Regions from separate parts of the Homo sapiens genome. Here region 2 is linked to region 1. A link is a loop called in an ENCODE intact Hi-C map of the cell type or tissue named here. Cell type or tissue: gastrocnemius medialis. All regions are shown on one strand.

Region 1 (8,000 bases):
CACCTGTAACTTTAACCACACTATTTAGGATCTGTTATTTTTTCATCTTGTCTTCAAGAACATCATGGAATCAATTTTTGAATTATATGTATATACTACGTAAGTATATATATCTATATTAAAAATATATTTTTCAACAGTTTTTGGGGAACAGGTGGCGTTTGGTTACATGAGTAAGCTATTTGATTTCTGAGATTCTGGCACACCCAAGCAGTGTCCACTGTACCCAGTGTGTAGTCTTTTATCCCTCACCTGCCTCCCACCCTTTTCCCCAAGTCCCCAGAGTCCATTATATCATTCTCATGCCTTTGCGTCCTCATAGCTTAGCTCCCACTTATAAGTGAGAATATATGATGCTTGGTTTTCCATTCTTCAGTTACTTCACTTAGAATAATGGCCTCCACTTCCATCCAGATTCCTGCGAATGCCATTATTTCATTCCTTTTTATGGCTGAGTAGTATTCATGGAAAAAATTTAAAGTGCCTTTCTAAAATCCAAATAAAGTACATTTCCTTTATTTCATTGTTAAGTAAACCTAGGGGGGTAAGAAAAATCTGGAATTACCTTGACTTGACTTATTCTTAAAGAATCCTAGGCCAGGCACAGTGGTTCACATCTGTAATGCCAGCACTTTGGGAGGCCAGGGTGGGAGAATCACTTGAGGCCAGGAGTTTGAGACCAGCCTTGGCAACATGGCAAAACCCCATCTCTACAAAAAAAAAAAAAAAAAATCTAAAAATTAGCTGGGCGTGGTGGAGCATGCCTGTAGTCCCTGCTACTCAGGAAAACTGAAGCAGGAGGATCACTTGAGCCTGGGAAGTTGAGGCTGCAGTGAGCTGTGATTGCACCACTGCACTCCAGTATGGGCTACAGTGTGAGACCCTGTCTCAAAATAATAATAATTTGTATTGGCTTCCTATAGCCAATGTTTTCTAAGTACCTGTGAACCATCCATTAAATAATCCTGGGATCAGCATGAAGCTCACCCACCTATATTTTCTAGAATTGACTCTCTATGTCAGATTGGATTATTGTTACTAACACCCTTACTCCCTGTATTAGGATAATAGGTCCCTGACTTTTTCGGTGTCTGCTATGGCCTGACAATCTTAACTGCCTAGAGAGTAACTCAGCTGGGAAGTAGGAGCTCTTAATTCCTCACCTATCTTGGGCTTCAGGGACTAAAGCGTTGTTTATTCCACTTGCTCCAATTTTATTTTCTATCTCCTTGATAAAAGTGGCAAGAAAAGGGAAGCTACATCTGATTCCCATCATTTGGCCATAGTACGTTAGCCACCTCAAGCAATTGAATCCTATTCTGTCACTGACTGATAGAAGGAAGTTTAAGATGCTTCCATTTTTGTGGTTTTTCTTATTCTTCCCAATTTCAGCAGCCCATCACTGCCACTTGTTTCCGTAAGTAAGAGAGACTATTTTAAAAGTCCAAGTTGCTAATTTCAGTCTATTTTGACATGAACTGTCTAAGCCATGTGTGTGTCTACGTGTGTGTATGTGAAAACACTCAGTTTCTGAGAATCCTTAATTCATGTCCTTAGATAGACTTGGCTTCAGGATAATTTTTAGATTGTAAACGTGGGCTCACTGATGTAGCGGCAGAGGGGAGAGTCCTTACTCTGGAGGACAGTTCGGATTTGCACACTCCTCTGAGCATTCATTTTGTGTGTTTGTCACTAACGGTGAAGGAGGTGAACCAAACATTTTATAATGAATCTCCGACAGGAACAACTTGTTCTTTAAATTCAGAAGCCAAGAAACTTTCAATAGAATTGGTTTAGAGGGCCCGGGTGGTGGTTTTTTGTTTTTGGGGGGTATTTTTTGTAAACTCAAGTGGAGCAATTCTTATTCAGTCAGAACCAAAATCCTGTCTAACTATATTTGCATCACACTCGCTGGCACAAATTGCCTGGTGATGAAAATAAAAGAGCCTGTGTAAAAGTCTTGGAATAAAAACAACACACATAAGAAAAAGGAAACAGGATCTTGAAGGGAAATAGGAAGGAGAAAGAGGTCAACAGAGGAGAAATGGGGGAGGAGGGAAAAAGGGGGAGGGAGAGAATATCTATAGTCAGAGAATACTTGCATTGAAAGTTGCCTACAAGAATATCTAATCTAACTTAACAACCCTTACATTAATGGTTTGGATATTGAGGCACAGAAAGCCTAATTTGCACAGTAGCACTCAGTTAATAACAAAGCCTGTAGCCATAGTCTCACCACCTGTGTTCATTCTTTTTTCCTTCTACTCCTTACCCCTCAGGCAGGCTTATACATTAATTTGTTTAATATGCAATTAAAAATTTTATTTTTTTTAAAACTTTTATTTTAGGTCCAGAGGTACATGTGAAGGTTTGTTACGTAGGTAAACTTGTGTCACAGGAGTTTGTTGTACAGATTATTTCATCGCCCAGGTAATAAGCTCACTACCCAATAGTTATCTTTTCTGCTTCTCTCTCTCCTCTCACCCTTCATCCTCAAGTAGACTCTAGTGTCTGCTGTTCCTTTCTTTGTGTTCGTAACTTCTCATCATTTAGCTCTCACTTATAAGTGAGAACATGCAGTATTTGGTTTTCTGTTCCTGTGTTAGTTTGCTAAGGATATTTGCCTCCAGCTCCATCCATGTTCCCCCAAAAGACACAATCTTATTCTTTTTTATGTCTGCATAGTATTCCATGGCATACATATACCACATTTTCCTTATCCAATCTTTCAGAACATGCAGTTTTTAACTGGCTTGATTCATTGTGAGAAGAGAAACAACTGCCTCCTAGAAAAGTACAACAGAAAGGTTTGGATGCATTTGAAAGACTAAGAAAAAACCCAGGATATATTTTCATTCAAGCATCTGACATAGTTATTTGTCCAAACATAGCTGTTTGTACCTAAAAACTGAACGTTAAGTTTTCTTCTGGAGTATAGCACAGAAACTCCTTAAAGGCAGATTCCAAAGCTCCCTTCGTTGCTCTGGAAACTGGTTAATGTTCTTAGCCATCATGCCACGACTCACCTCATCCTTCCCTCAGGATGGGATTTCCAGAAGGACAAGAGTGAAGCTGGGAGAGGCTTCCATTATGATCTTCTAATCTTGCACTAAGGTACACGTGGGTCAACATCACACACACACACAGTCACATACAACACAAGCTACTCAAGGAATTTAGTCTTCTTCACTCATATCTACCTGTTATACCTGTAACAGTGTGGCCACAGGGGGGACAAAAAGTGCTATTCCAACTTATTAAAAAAATTTAGTTTTCTTCTTGCCCTGAAGAAAAAGTCCATTTCCCAGAACTACTGTAATAGGATGTTACAAGTATCTCTGACACCCAGAGATATGTATTCGGAATCTAACAAACTGGTGGGGCAGTGCCTCCCAAACCTCTTGGTACCAGCTGATGTGCTTGCAGGGAATGGCCAGTCTGTGGGACAGAAGTTGTAAGTTTAAGTTCCAGGGGGAGAGACTAGAGGAAAGGACCTTGGGGGGTTGTTTTCACAAAGGAAAGCAAGAGGCTTGGGGCACATGTATTGTTGCTGAAGGGCCTAAGAGCCAGACAGGGCCAGGGTAGGTCTGGGCTGGCGATTTCCACCTAGAACACAGTGTGGTTCTAGCAGTGCGTGCATCAAGAAAAGATGAAATAACAGACAGCAGTACTGGCCTCAGAAGGACTTTGCAGTTTTGGGGGCCCAGGAAACAGCAGCCTAGGCAGGGAGAATCATTGCTTTTGGAGAGCAGCCCAGCAGCAGCTGCAGTGGGGAGACACTGCCCTCAAGTGGCCTGTGGGCTGGGGACCTCAATGGTCCAGAACTCACCAGAGACATACCAGGATTAATTGGGGGACACTGAACATCCTGCTGTCAATGCTGTCAAATAGGTGGCAACTGTGAGCCCGCACATTCATATGTTAATGTTAGCATGATGTGCCCACGTGATCAGGAGGCCTGGGAAGGGGTCATTCTCTCCTTCCTCCTCTCATACCTGTGCTCCATCTTCCTCCAGAATTCCTGGATTCCAACTTCACAGATCAAGAGCATTTTCTCACAGCAGTCCTACGTCCTGACCATTGTGCAAGTGTATATTACACAGAGGCAGGAAGCCATTCATCTGCAGTCATTGTTGAGTTGTACCATTATTGTGAACATTTCGTGACAAGTGGCTGTGAAGTGACTTGAGGTTCAGGGTTTTTCCCCAATTTTTCTTATTGGGTAATGGAGGGACTTCCATTAGTGCAGGCCTCTGTTCCAGATATGGTTGTATCCTAGGAGATATCCACATGGATGGCCTCAGAGAAGACCCATCACCAGGACTGAAGTCAAAATGGAGGAAGTGTTAGACTTTCTGACATTGTTCCTGAGTAATTTCAGTTGGGGAAATATGGGGGAAAAAATGAGTGGATTCTTAGTGACTGGCCTTCAAATCGTGAGATGATCTGTAAAAACAAACCCCCTCTCCAGGCACTAGTTCCGAATTCAGGTCTAAGGACAGAAACTGTGTTCTATTCCCCTCTGTTTGTGCAATCTCAGCATAATGCCCATCACCAAGGTGTTTGTTGAGTTGAATTTTGTTGAATTCCTTTTTCAATAAGGTCTAGCAATAAATACATCAATAGCAAACAAATTAGGAGCTTTGCTACCACAAAATACAAGTGACCCCAGGGTGTAATGCAGACAGTTTGAGACTCTATGTCATAACTTGAGTGAGTTTGGAGCACTGGGTGGGAGAGAGAAACACAATAGGAAAAAAAGTTAACATTTGTTTTTTGTTTTGTTTTGATACAGAGTCTTGCTCTGTCACCCAGGCTGGAGTGCAGTGGCACAATCTCAGCTCACTGCAACCTCCACCTCCTGGGTTCAAGCGATTCTTATGCCGCAGCCTCCCGAGTAGCTGGGATTATAGGCGTGTGCCACCATGCCCAGCTAATTTTTGTATTTTTAGTAGAGATGGGGTTTCACCATGCTGCCCAGGCTGATCTTGAACTCCTGACCTCAGGTGATCTCCCCCCGTTGGCCTCCCAAAGTACTGGGATTATAGGCAGGAGCCACTGCACCCAGTCAAAAAGTTCACATTTGTTGAGCACTTACTATGTACTGAATGCTCTGCTTTCATTATCTCTATTGAGGGTTTGGTGTAGGGCTTGGGAGCTTCATTCTATCCTCTCACCTTCCACCCTTAAGGTTATAAACAAACAAACTTACTTATGAAGGACAATAACCAAATGGGAAACAAATGAACACTTTAGACATGGTAGCCCCACTGTACACTAATATTTAGGTTGGTACAAAAGTAATAGCGGCTTCTGCAATTAAAAGTAACTGCAATAACCACAGTTACTTTTGCACCAACCCAATACAAACTCTGAGTTGAAGAATTGAACTTAAAGGAGGCCTTTTGGTTCTTCCTCACCTGAATCTGAGATGGTCAGTTCCCCAGAAAAGATCCAACCTGATTTACCACACTCAGTTTCCAGTAGAGAAGGTGGGGCACAGAGACAATGTATGAGGTAGGGTCCTTTCTAGGCCTCTTACATCATGGAGACAGAAAATAAAAATAAGCATCTGGCCCATTCAAAGGACCCAGGCCCTCTTTCTGAAGCAACTACATCTTATTATTTATCTACTGCTATGTAACAAATTACCTCAACACTTGGTGGTTTTAAAACAACATTTATTATCTCACAGGTTCTGTGAATCGGAAATCTGGGCATGCCTTGACTGGGTCCTTGGGCTCAGACTGTGTTATACCACTGCAATCAGGCTGTCAACCAAGGCTCACTATGGAAGGGTCCACTTCCAAGCTCATTTATATGGTTGTTGATAGGATTCAGCTCCTTGTGAGCTATCGGACTGAGAACTTCAGTCCCTTATTGGCCTCTTGGCCAAAGGCTGCCCTCAGTTCCTGACACATGAGCCTCTCTATATGGTGGTGCATTATATGACAGCTTGCTTTATCAGAATAAGCAAGTGGGAAAAGCCAAGCAGAGCATGTGCAAACGAGAGAGAAGTCACAGTCTTTTGAAACCTATTCTCAAAAGTGATGTCTCCTCACCTTTATTATATTCTACTCATTAAAATATAAATGTCATTTAGAAAATTTGAAAATATGTGGAACAATAACAGTCATAAGTAACTATTATGTAAAGAAGAAATAAAAAGGAAAATCCAAAAATATAGGCATTTATAGCTATACATATTATAATGTATAGCTATAAATGCCTATATTAAAAAGAAGAAAGATGTCTTTTAAACACAAATATTTCCTATCGTGTTTTAAATATCTTTTAAATACAAAAATTAGCTGGGCATGGTGGCACACGCCTATAATCCCAGCTACTCGGGAGGCTGAGGCATAAGAATTACTTGAACCCAGGAGGTGGAGGTTGCAGTGAGCTGAGATTGTGCCACTGCACTCCAGCCTGGGTGACGGAGCAAGACTCTGTATCAAAACAAAACAAAAAACAAATGTTAACTTTTTTTCCTATCGTGTTTCTCTCTCCCACCATTTCCTTTAAGATGAATGAAATAAAAACACAACATACCAAAACTTACAGGATGCAGCTGAAGTGACATTTACTGGGACATGTATAGCTATAAATGCCTATATTATAAAAGAAAGATTTCAAATCAACCTAACCTCCACCTGAAGATGCTGAAGAAAGATCTAAAGCAAGGAGAAGATAGAAAATAATAAAGATTAGAATAGAAATTAATGAAACAAGGAAGAGAAAAACAATATATAAAAATCAATACCAAAAGCATGTTCTTTGAAAACATCAATAAAATTAACAAACCTTTAGCTAGATTGACAAAAAAAAAAAAGATTATAAAGGGAATACATGCAAAATATATGATATTATATGCAAAAACCTAGATAACCTGGATGAAATGAACAAATTCCTAGAAAGACATAAACTAATAAAACTGACCCAAGAAGAAATAGACACTCTGAACAAAACTGTAATAATGGAAAAGAATGAATTAGTAACAAAAAATCAGATTACTCAAAGAGAAAAGCAGGAACAGATGGCATCAATGCAGACATTCTACCAAATGTATAATTGATACCAACTTTTCACAAACTCAAATTCAAAAAAATAGAAGAAGGAACTCTTCCTAATTCATTCCATGAAATTAGAATATGAGATGATCTGTTCCCCAGAAACTGACCAGAAATTATTCTGATACCAAAATAAGACAAATGCATCACAGAAAGACTGCAGATCCATGTCTCTTATGAATATGTATGCAAAGATTGTAAACAAAAATACTAAGAAACCAAACTGGCAGTGTGCAAAAATTATACACATAACCAAGTACAATTTATCCCAGGAGTGCAAAGGTGGTTCAACACAAGAAAACCAATCAATATAATATACTGCATTAATAGAATGAAGGGAAAAAATCACATGATCATCTCAATTAATGCTGAGAAAGCATCTGACAAAATCTGACATTATTTCATGATTAAAAACATCAAACAAACTGGGAATAGAAAGGAATTTCATTAACTTGATAAAGGACATGTATGGAAAACCCACAGCTAACATCATACTTAATGGTGAAAGACTGAATTCTTTTCCCTTAAGATCTGTAACAACACAAGATGCCCATTCTCACCACATTTATTCAACATTGTACTGGAGGTTCTAGCCAGGACAATTAGGCAAGAAAAATAAGGTAAAAGCCATCCATTTTGGACAGGAAGAAGTAAAACTATCTCTATTCACAAATGACATAATCTTGTATATAGAAAATTCTAAAGAATCTAGTAAAAAAAACTATCAAAAGTAATAAACGAGTTCAACAAGATTGCAGAATACAAGATCAATGTAAAAAGATTGTATTTCTAGACTGATCTAGGGGGCATTCCAAGATGGCCGAATAGAAACAGCTCCAGTCTGCAGCTCCCAGCATGATCGATGCAGAAGATGGGTGTGATTTCTGCATTTCCAACTGAGGTACGTGATTCATCTCACTGGGACTGGTT
Region 2 (8,000 bases), 360 kb before region 1:
CATAGAGCGAGACCCTGACTTAAAAAAAAAAAAGAACTTAGTCTTTAAGGAAATATTTGTGATGACAGAAGTCACTAAAGTGGTTACCGTTAAGATAGGTTGGCTGGAAAGAGACATAAAGGAAATTTCTGGAGGCTGAAAACATTTTATCTTTCAGTCTGGGCAATGGCTACATAGATGTGTACATATATAAAAATTCATCATGTTTGAAATTTATGTACTTTATATACCTCACTGCATAAATTTTATATCCACCTCAATAAATATATAAAATAAGCCATTTGCATTGTGCATTGCTGTTTCTTTGGGAGTAAAGATTCACTGCAACTCTGTTGTGAATTCAATATCTTCCTAATGGGCTTCCTCCTTGGTGTCTGATATTAAACTCTCTGAGAAAAAGGCAAGAGCCATCCTTGGCACATTCTTGATTGCCCAGAATAAAGCTCACCAGGCCTTGTCAGTGTGGTCAAATGGCCTTGCAGACAATACAAACAATGCTGGGCCCAGAAAGAAGACACAAGCTCTTCTTGGAAGAAAGATGGATTATGACACAGAGGATCAGGTAAAACAACGTGTCAAGGCCCAAATGAACATGAAACCAGAGGAGGAAATAGGTGTTCGGTTTGATTACGGAACAAACAGAGGAAGGCAGAGATGTGGATTAGTTGTGTGAATTCTCTACTGGTGGAAATTGAGGCTGCTATTTTGGGCTTTGTTTTCAGTTCAGCCTATTCACCTGTGAATGGGGAGGAGCCTTAAAGTGGCAGTCTGCGGGCACACACCTGGCCATGTGACTTCCCTGTAAAACCCTTCCATTGGCTAAGTGTAAAGCTGTATATGTGCCAGTTATCTCAAGATGGGCATATATTCATCAGCTTTTCTTAAAATTAAAGGAAGATGCCTGGAAAAACTTTTGTATCAGGTATCAGTTGCCATGAGAATGGAGCAGCCTTATCTCATCCCAGCACCATGATTCATTTTTATAAATTTATTATTATTATTATTATTATTATTGCAGGGGGGTCTTGTTCTGTTACCCAGGATGGAGTGCAGTGTCCCAATCATGGCTCACTGGAGCCTCGAACCCCTGGGCTGAAGCGATCCTCCCATCTCAGCCTCCTGAGTAGCCAGGACTCAGGTGCACACCACCATGCCTGGCTAATTTTTTTTTTTTTTTTTTTGTAGAGATGGGGTTTTGCCATGTTGCCCAGGCTGGTCTCTTACTCCTGAGCTCAAGGAATCTGCCCTCCTCGGCCTCCCAAAGTGCTGGGATTACAGGCATGAGTCACCCTCCCTGGCCAAAATCCATATTATTGAGATTTCAGAGACTTACAGAAGGTTATTATCTTTGTAATGAGAGTAGTATATGAGTAAGATTGTCGGTTTTATGTTGACACACTACCTACTGCAAAAGCAGATAGATTGTGCTACTCATATCTTTAGATTTGTATAACTCCATCTGCTTTAGAAGATATTAATAATGAATACTGACGGCAGCACTGAGAATTATTCTCTAATAAATTAGGATCATTAAAAATGCAAACTCTAAAAATACAAGAGTAAATAAACAGTAAAGGCATTTTTTTTTTTTTTTTTGCTAGACATACTGCAAAAACAAACCTCTTGTCAGCCTGGTCTGAAAGTGAGGCATAAAAGCATTTGGTGTAGGTAAGTATGATCATTAAGAAAAAATCATGTTTTCCCCAAATACAGTGAAGTGCTAACGGTGGTAATTACCTCCAGAAAAGTACTAACAATTCTTTATATAATTAAAATAAATACAACTTTCGAGTTGTCTAAAGAGTAAACTAGTGCCATAATAAGCAGTGTCTTCATTATCAAAATATTTTAAGATAAGTTCTAGAAAGTTTTGTGAAGAGTAAAGAAGTTAAAATGACAGGCTTATTAACAATAGAAGAACCTTTATTCCTTAAGGAATAATAGCATGTTAATATTTATGGATAATATTGCACTACATTTGATTTTCTCTTCGGGCTTTAGGTAACCTGGAGGGAGTAAAGCAAAAATTGACTAGCATCATGGCATGGTGGAAATACCCTCTTCTTTTATGAAAAGTAATTCAGTCTTGCTGAAGCCCCACCCCTAAAATCTTCCTGAGTTGTAGGCTGCTTATTATTACCTATTCTAAATCCTTCTAAATCCAGGAGTAGTCCTGGCTCCATCACTACCTAGAAGTCCTTATCTGAGGACTCCAGAAACAGCAATTCTGGCATCACTAGGCAGCTTGTCAGAAAAAGCCACTCCAGGGCTGGGCGCGGTGGCTCACGCCTGTAATTCCAGTACTTTGGAAGGCCGAGACGGGCGGATCACGAGGTCAGGAGATCGAGACCATCCTGGCTAACACGGTGAAACCCTGTCTCTACTAAAAAAAAATAAAAAATAAAAAATAAAAACATTTCTGGGCATGGCGGCGGAGGCCTGCAGTCCCAGCTACTCGGGAGGCTGAGGCAGGAGAATCGCTTGAATTCGGGAGGCGGAAGTTGCGGTGAGCCGAGATTGCGCCACTGCACTCCAGCCTGGGCGGCAGAGCCAGACTCCGTCTCAAAAAAAAAAAAAAAGAAAAGAAAAAAGAAAAAGCCACTCCAGGCTCACTGCATCAGGATTTGCACTGCAACAGCATGCCCAGGGCACAGTCATGTTTGAGAAATACGGAGGACCCTCTGAAGTGCTTGATTCTGTGAACTCACACTGCTGTAAGCAGACTTGTTTCTAGATAGGGGATAATGAGAAGCCCATGGTATGCTCTTTAAACTTCCAAAAGGTCCTGTGCCAAGACAAATGCACAGTTGTTCTTTTTCTTCCTACACTGAGAATATGCTATGCTTAAACCATGAGCATTACAATTTTACTGTTCCTTCCCTAGATGTGTAATAATGAACTAAGCACCAAATAGGATAGATACAGTTTTTGGTTGATGTCTGGGGAAAAAAAATCCCAAGAATATTTACCTTGATCACCCAAATAGTATTCCTGGTATCTTGAAGTTAATTCTACATAAATGTCTTTAATAGGCCCTGCAGGCTTCAAAGCTCTTAGACTATGTGGGTTTGAAAAGCTACCTCTGAGATTCTATCTCTTGGGGGCAGTACAGGGACATTTTTCTGTAAAGTGTTCATAATTTCTCTGGCCAAGAGAGCAGTTACAACAGGTACAGTCATTTAAGGACACCAAAATGGATAAATTGTGTTTGATTATCCAGTATCTTTTCCTGCTAAGCAACAAATGGTAAGTTATTTTGTGCATGGGATATCAGAATCCTAAAAACAGCTTTGACATTGTACATTGAATCTTTCAAATATTTTACATGAACAAGATGTGGTCGAAACACAAAAGAAACCTCCTAGGTGTGCCTTTCCTGCCAATAGGTTTTTCTTTTTGAGACAAGGTTTCACTCAGTCACCCAAGCTGGAGTGCAGCGGCGCAATCTTGGCTCACTGCAACCTCCAGCTCCTGGGTTCAAGAATTCTTCTGCCTCATCCTCCCGAGTTGCTGGGATTACAGGCATGTGCCACCATGCCCAGCTAATTTTTTGTATTTTTATTAAAGATGGTGTCTCACCATGTTGCCCAGGCTGGCCTGGAACTCCTGGGCTCAAATGATCCGCCCACTTCAGCCTCCCAATGTGTTGGGATTACAGGTGTGAGCCACCATGCCTGGCCCCAGTAGTTTTTTACTTTAAACTTACTAGGCTTCTGATGTGCTTTCTGAATTGAATTGCCTCCCACAGCAAGCTGTGCTCCTGCGCTGAAGATCCTTCCAAATGTTCTTCTCATGGCCGTTAGTTACCTTAGGAATGTCTATGGGACTCCAAGACCTCTTTAGAGGTTTGACTCAATTCCAGTGTTTCACCTTGGGACTTGGCCATTTTGGGGTCTGCACCAGCCCCAGAAATTAACTGGGAGCGTTCCTGATTAACAGGCATCCAAAGGAAAGTAGTATGTCTTTCCTTCCTTGCACTTGAACCACATGTTCTGCTTAAAGCATGAGCAGTATAATTGTATTGCACTATTCACTAGATGTGTAGCAATGAACAAGGCAAGAGGTAGAAGGTTTCACTAAATAGGATAGAGGCAAAATCTCTGGCTGATATCTGGAAAAAAAATCCCAGAACAGGAATTGTACTTAGATTGTAAAACCAAAATTGTAAATAAGATTGTACAGGATATAGACTAAATGATTATTCCTAAATAACACTACTTTGCAAAAAGGATAATCTAGATTCCAACTTACTAAGGCCACCAAATGGTGCAAATAGAATTTCTTGTTCATATCTTTGTGCCTGCAACTAAAAGATGATAGCCTAAAAACTTTATTCATAAAGTACTAGATCAAGGTTTCCTAAACTTTTTGGTGTGCTGGACACATCAGCGGTCTGATGAAGCCTACAGACTCCTCAGAATGTTTTATTAAATGCATAAAACAAAATACATAGAATAACCACAGAATCCAATTATACTGAAATAAAGTTACCAGAATAATTTTTTAACCTCCAAATTTCTGGTATAATAATATATATGCTACTTTTTAATGCATTAAATAACAGTGGCTCTAATAACTAGTAATAATGATATTTCAAAGTATTAGGTTGGTGCAAAAATAATTGTGATTTTTGCTATTACTTTCAATGGCAAAAACCTCAATAACATTTGCACCAACCTAATATCTGCAACTACTGTAAAGTGACATAAAAAAATCTGTAATTTCTGCTGGGCACGGTGGCTCACGCTTGTAATCCAAGTACTTCGGGAGGCCGAGGTGGATAGATCACCTGAGGTCGGGGGTTCGAGACCAGTCTGACCAACATGGAGAAACCACGTCTCTACTAAAAAAATACAAAATTAGCCGGGTGTGGTGCCACATGCCTGTAATCCCAGCTACTCGGGAGGCTGAGGCAGGAGAATCGCTTGAACCCGGGAGGCAGAGGTTGTGGTGAGCCGAGATCACGCCATTGCACTCCAGCCTGGGCAACAAGAGCGAAACTCCGTCTCAAAAAAAAAAAGAAAAAAAAAATCTGTAGTTTTTGTTAATTCTAGCAGTTTGTTCCCTACATTGATAATTGAAGAAAATGTTAAATTCCAGTTAGAAATTAGTGTAAATAAATACAGATGCTCGTCAACCTCTGATGGGGCTATAACCTGATAAACCCATCATAAAAATATTGTTAAGTTGATAATACATTTAATTCACCTAACCTACTGAACATTATAGCTTAACTTCACTTACCTTCAGTTTGCTCAGAACACTTACATTAGCCTATATTTGGGCAAAATCACCTAGCACAAAATCTTTTTTATTTTATTTTATTTTATTTTATTTTTGAGACAAAGTCTGGCTCTGTCACCCAGGCTGGAGTACAATGGCGTGATCTCAGCTCACTGCAATCTCCACCTCCCGGGTTCAAGCAATTCTCCCGCCTCAGTGTCCCGAGTAGCTGGGATTACAGGTGTGTACCACTATGCCCGGCTACTTTTTGTATTTTTAGTGGAGACCGGGTTTCACCATGTTGGCCAGGCTGGTCTCAAACTCCTGACCTCAAGTGATCAACCTGCCTAGGCCTCCCAAAGTGCTGGGATTACAGACGTGAGCCACTGTGCCTGTCCACAAAGCCTATTTTATAATAATGTGTTGACTTTCTCATGCAATTTATTGAATACTGTACTGAAGTGAAAAATAGAATGGTTGTATGGATACTTGAAGAATGTTTTCTGCTGAATATGTATAACTATCCCACTATCATAAAGTTAAAAAATCTAAAGTCTCGGACTGTTTGTATATTTTTCCCAGTCCAAGTTCACATACCACCTATGCTTAAGAACTCTTGTACCAGGCTATCAGTTTTTATCTAAGTTCAACTAGGAACCCTGTTTTATCTGTCAGCAATTTATGAGTTCAACTTGTGATCATGGAAAACAATTTCCTGTAGCAATTTCTTTTGTCAGATCCCCAATTTCAAGGTGAAGTGGGGACATTCTCCGTCAACAGGTGTTTTGTGACTTTCAGTAAACTCCACTCTTTCCATTTATTGAGCTTTGCCAGGGACAATGTTACATTCCCTGGGCTTTCCAGTTACTGGGTGAATCCACACTATGACACAAACGCAGGTTTAACTGATTAACATTGCAGAGGTTGCTTTCAAGTTGAAAACTGGCCAAATTTCCCAGCCTCCAAGGTTTACAATTTAGGGAACTTGTCTTAGCTATCTTCTGTTCCACGTGAAGAGGAATTTGTTTATGTCTCTCCTTGTGCCAGGGGCACATATTGTTAGGTCAAGAAAGTAATTTATTTCTGACATACTGACTTTCAGAATAATTGCTGTAGAATATGTTTTTGGAAGCCTCCCACAGAGAATTTTTTAAAAAGCAGTTTACAACTTTATTTTTGGTACAGAAATATATTTTAGCTTCTTTTGTGAAGAAAAATGACATATATGTGTGTATATATATACACATACACATATATATACATATATACACATATATATACATATGTATGCACATATATATACACATATATATACATATGTATGCATATATATATATATATATATATTTTTTTTTTTTTTTTGAGACAGAGTCTCACTCTCTCACCCAGGCTGGAGTGCAGTGGCATGATCTGGGTTCACTGCAACCTCCACCTCCCAGGTTCAAGCAATTCTCCTGCCTCAGCTTCCTGAGTAGCTGGGACTACAGGCATGCACCACCAAGCCCAGCTAATTTTTGTATTTTTAGTAGAGATGGGGTTTCACCATGTTGGTCAGGGTGGTCTGTGGTCTTGAACTCCTGACCTCAGGTGATCCGCCCGCCTTGGCCTCCCAAAGTGCTGGGATTACAGGCGTGAGCCACTGTGCCTGGCCCTTGTTTATATTTTATTTACATTCTCTGAATAGGCATTAGTGGGCAATAGTCATCTTCATGTAAGGTTGGGAAAGGAATAAGATTTCATTTTATGCCAGCTGTGAAAATATTTTTTTTTCTTTTTTTGAGACAGAGTCTCGCCCTGTCGCTCAGGCTGGAGTGAAGCGGCATGATCTTGGCTCAGTGTAACCTGTGCCGCCCAGGTTCAAGCAATTCTCATGCCTTAGCCTCCTGAGTAGCTGGGATTACAAGCACGAACCACCACGTTGGCTGATTTTTTTGTATTTTTAGTAGAGATGGGGTTTCACCATGTTGGCCAGGCTGGTCTGGGACTCCTGACCTCAGGTGATCTGTCAGCCTCGGCCTCCCAAAGTACTGGGATTATAGGCGTGAGGCACCGCACCTGGCCTCAGTTGTGAAAATAATATTCAAAAGGCATTATGCCAACAGTGAGGAAAGGGAAATGGAACTGTTGTCGGGTCACAAACCCTGTGACTCTCAGCCCATTTTGTACTTATTGGGGCAGAAAGGAGAAGAAAATAGGAGAAATAACATTCTGGGGCTCACTGTACTCCATCCAAATGGGGGAACTTAACTCACCTCCTTATGCCAAGCCATTTCCACAAGCAGCCTGCAGACTCCTGTGAAAGCAGTCGCATCTACAGCTCAGGGAAGCTGGTTTCTATCCCCACAACTTTTTCAAAACTGCAAAAGTTCCTCTTTTTTGGTGACATTCAAACCTTTTCTCAGTCCTCAACTTCCTGATTCTTTCAGCCAAATTTGCCCCAGCTGATCTTCCCTTCCTTCTGGAAACACTTTTTTTTTTTTTTTTTTTTTGAGGTGGGGTCTTGCTCTGTTGCCCAGGCTGGAGTGCAGTGGCTCCATCTTGGCTCACTGCAACCTCCACCCTCTCCGGGTTCAAGCGACTGTCCTGCCTCAGCCTCTCGAATAGCTGGGATTACAGGTGCCTGTCACCATGCCTAGCTAATTTTTGTATTTTTAGTAGAGATGGGGTTTCACCATGTTGGCCGGGCTGGTCTCGAACTCCTGAACTCAGGTGATCTGCCTGCTTCAGCCTCCCAAAGTGCTGGGATTACAGGCATGAGCCACTGCACCTGGCCTGGA

What was found. A loop is a pair of places that touch in the nucleus more often than their neighbours do. Peaks named below come from ENCODE experiments on the same cell type or tissue, not always from the same donor. Only the 100,000 strongest peaks of a DNase experiment are listed, where the experiment ranks them.
Region 2: a loop joins it to region 1, with 19 times the contacts of the local background. A loop is called at or near these places in 11 of 110 quality-filtered maps.

Annotation. Positions count from the first base shown.
Region 1 is chr18:50,503,098-50,511,097 of GRCh38, reverse strand. No RefSeq gene overlaps it. Among named protein-coding and RNA genes, the nearest start is that of MAPK4, 53 kb to the left of the region's middle. In gastrocnemius medialis, a CTCF peak has its summit at 3,791 (motif pointing left); a DNase peak (open chromatin) is centred at 3,757.
Region 2 is chr18:50,862,105-50,870,104 of GRCh38, reverse strand. No RefSeq gene overlaps it. Among named protein-coding and RNA genes, the nearest start is that of ME2, 13 kb to the left of the region's middle. In gastrocnemius medialis, a CTCF peak has its summit at 3,092; no DNase peak of the experiment used is centred here; H3K27ac peaks cover 2,897 bases.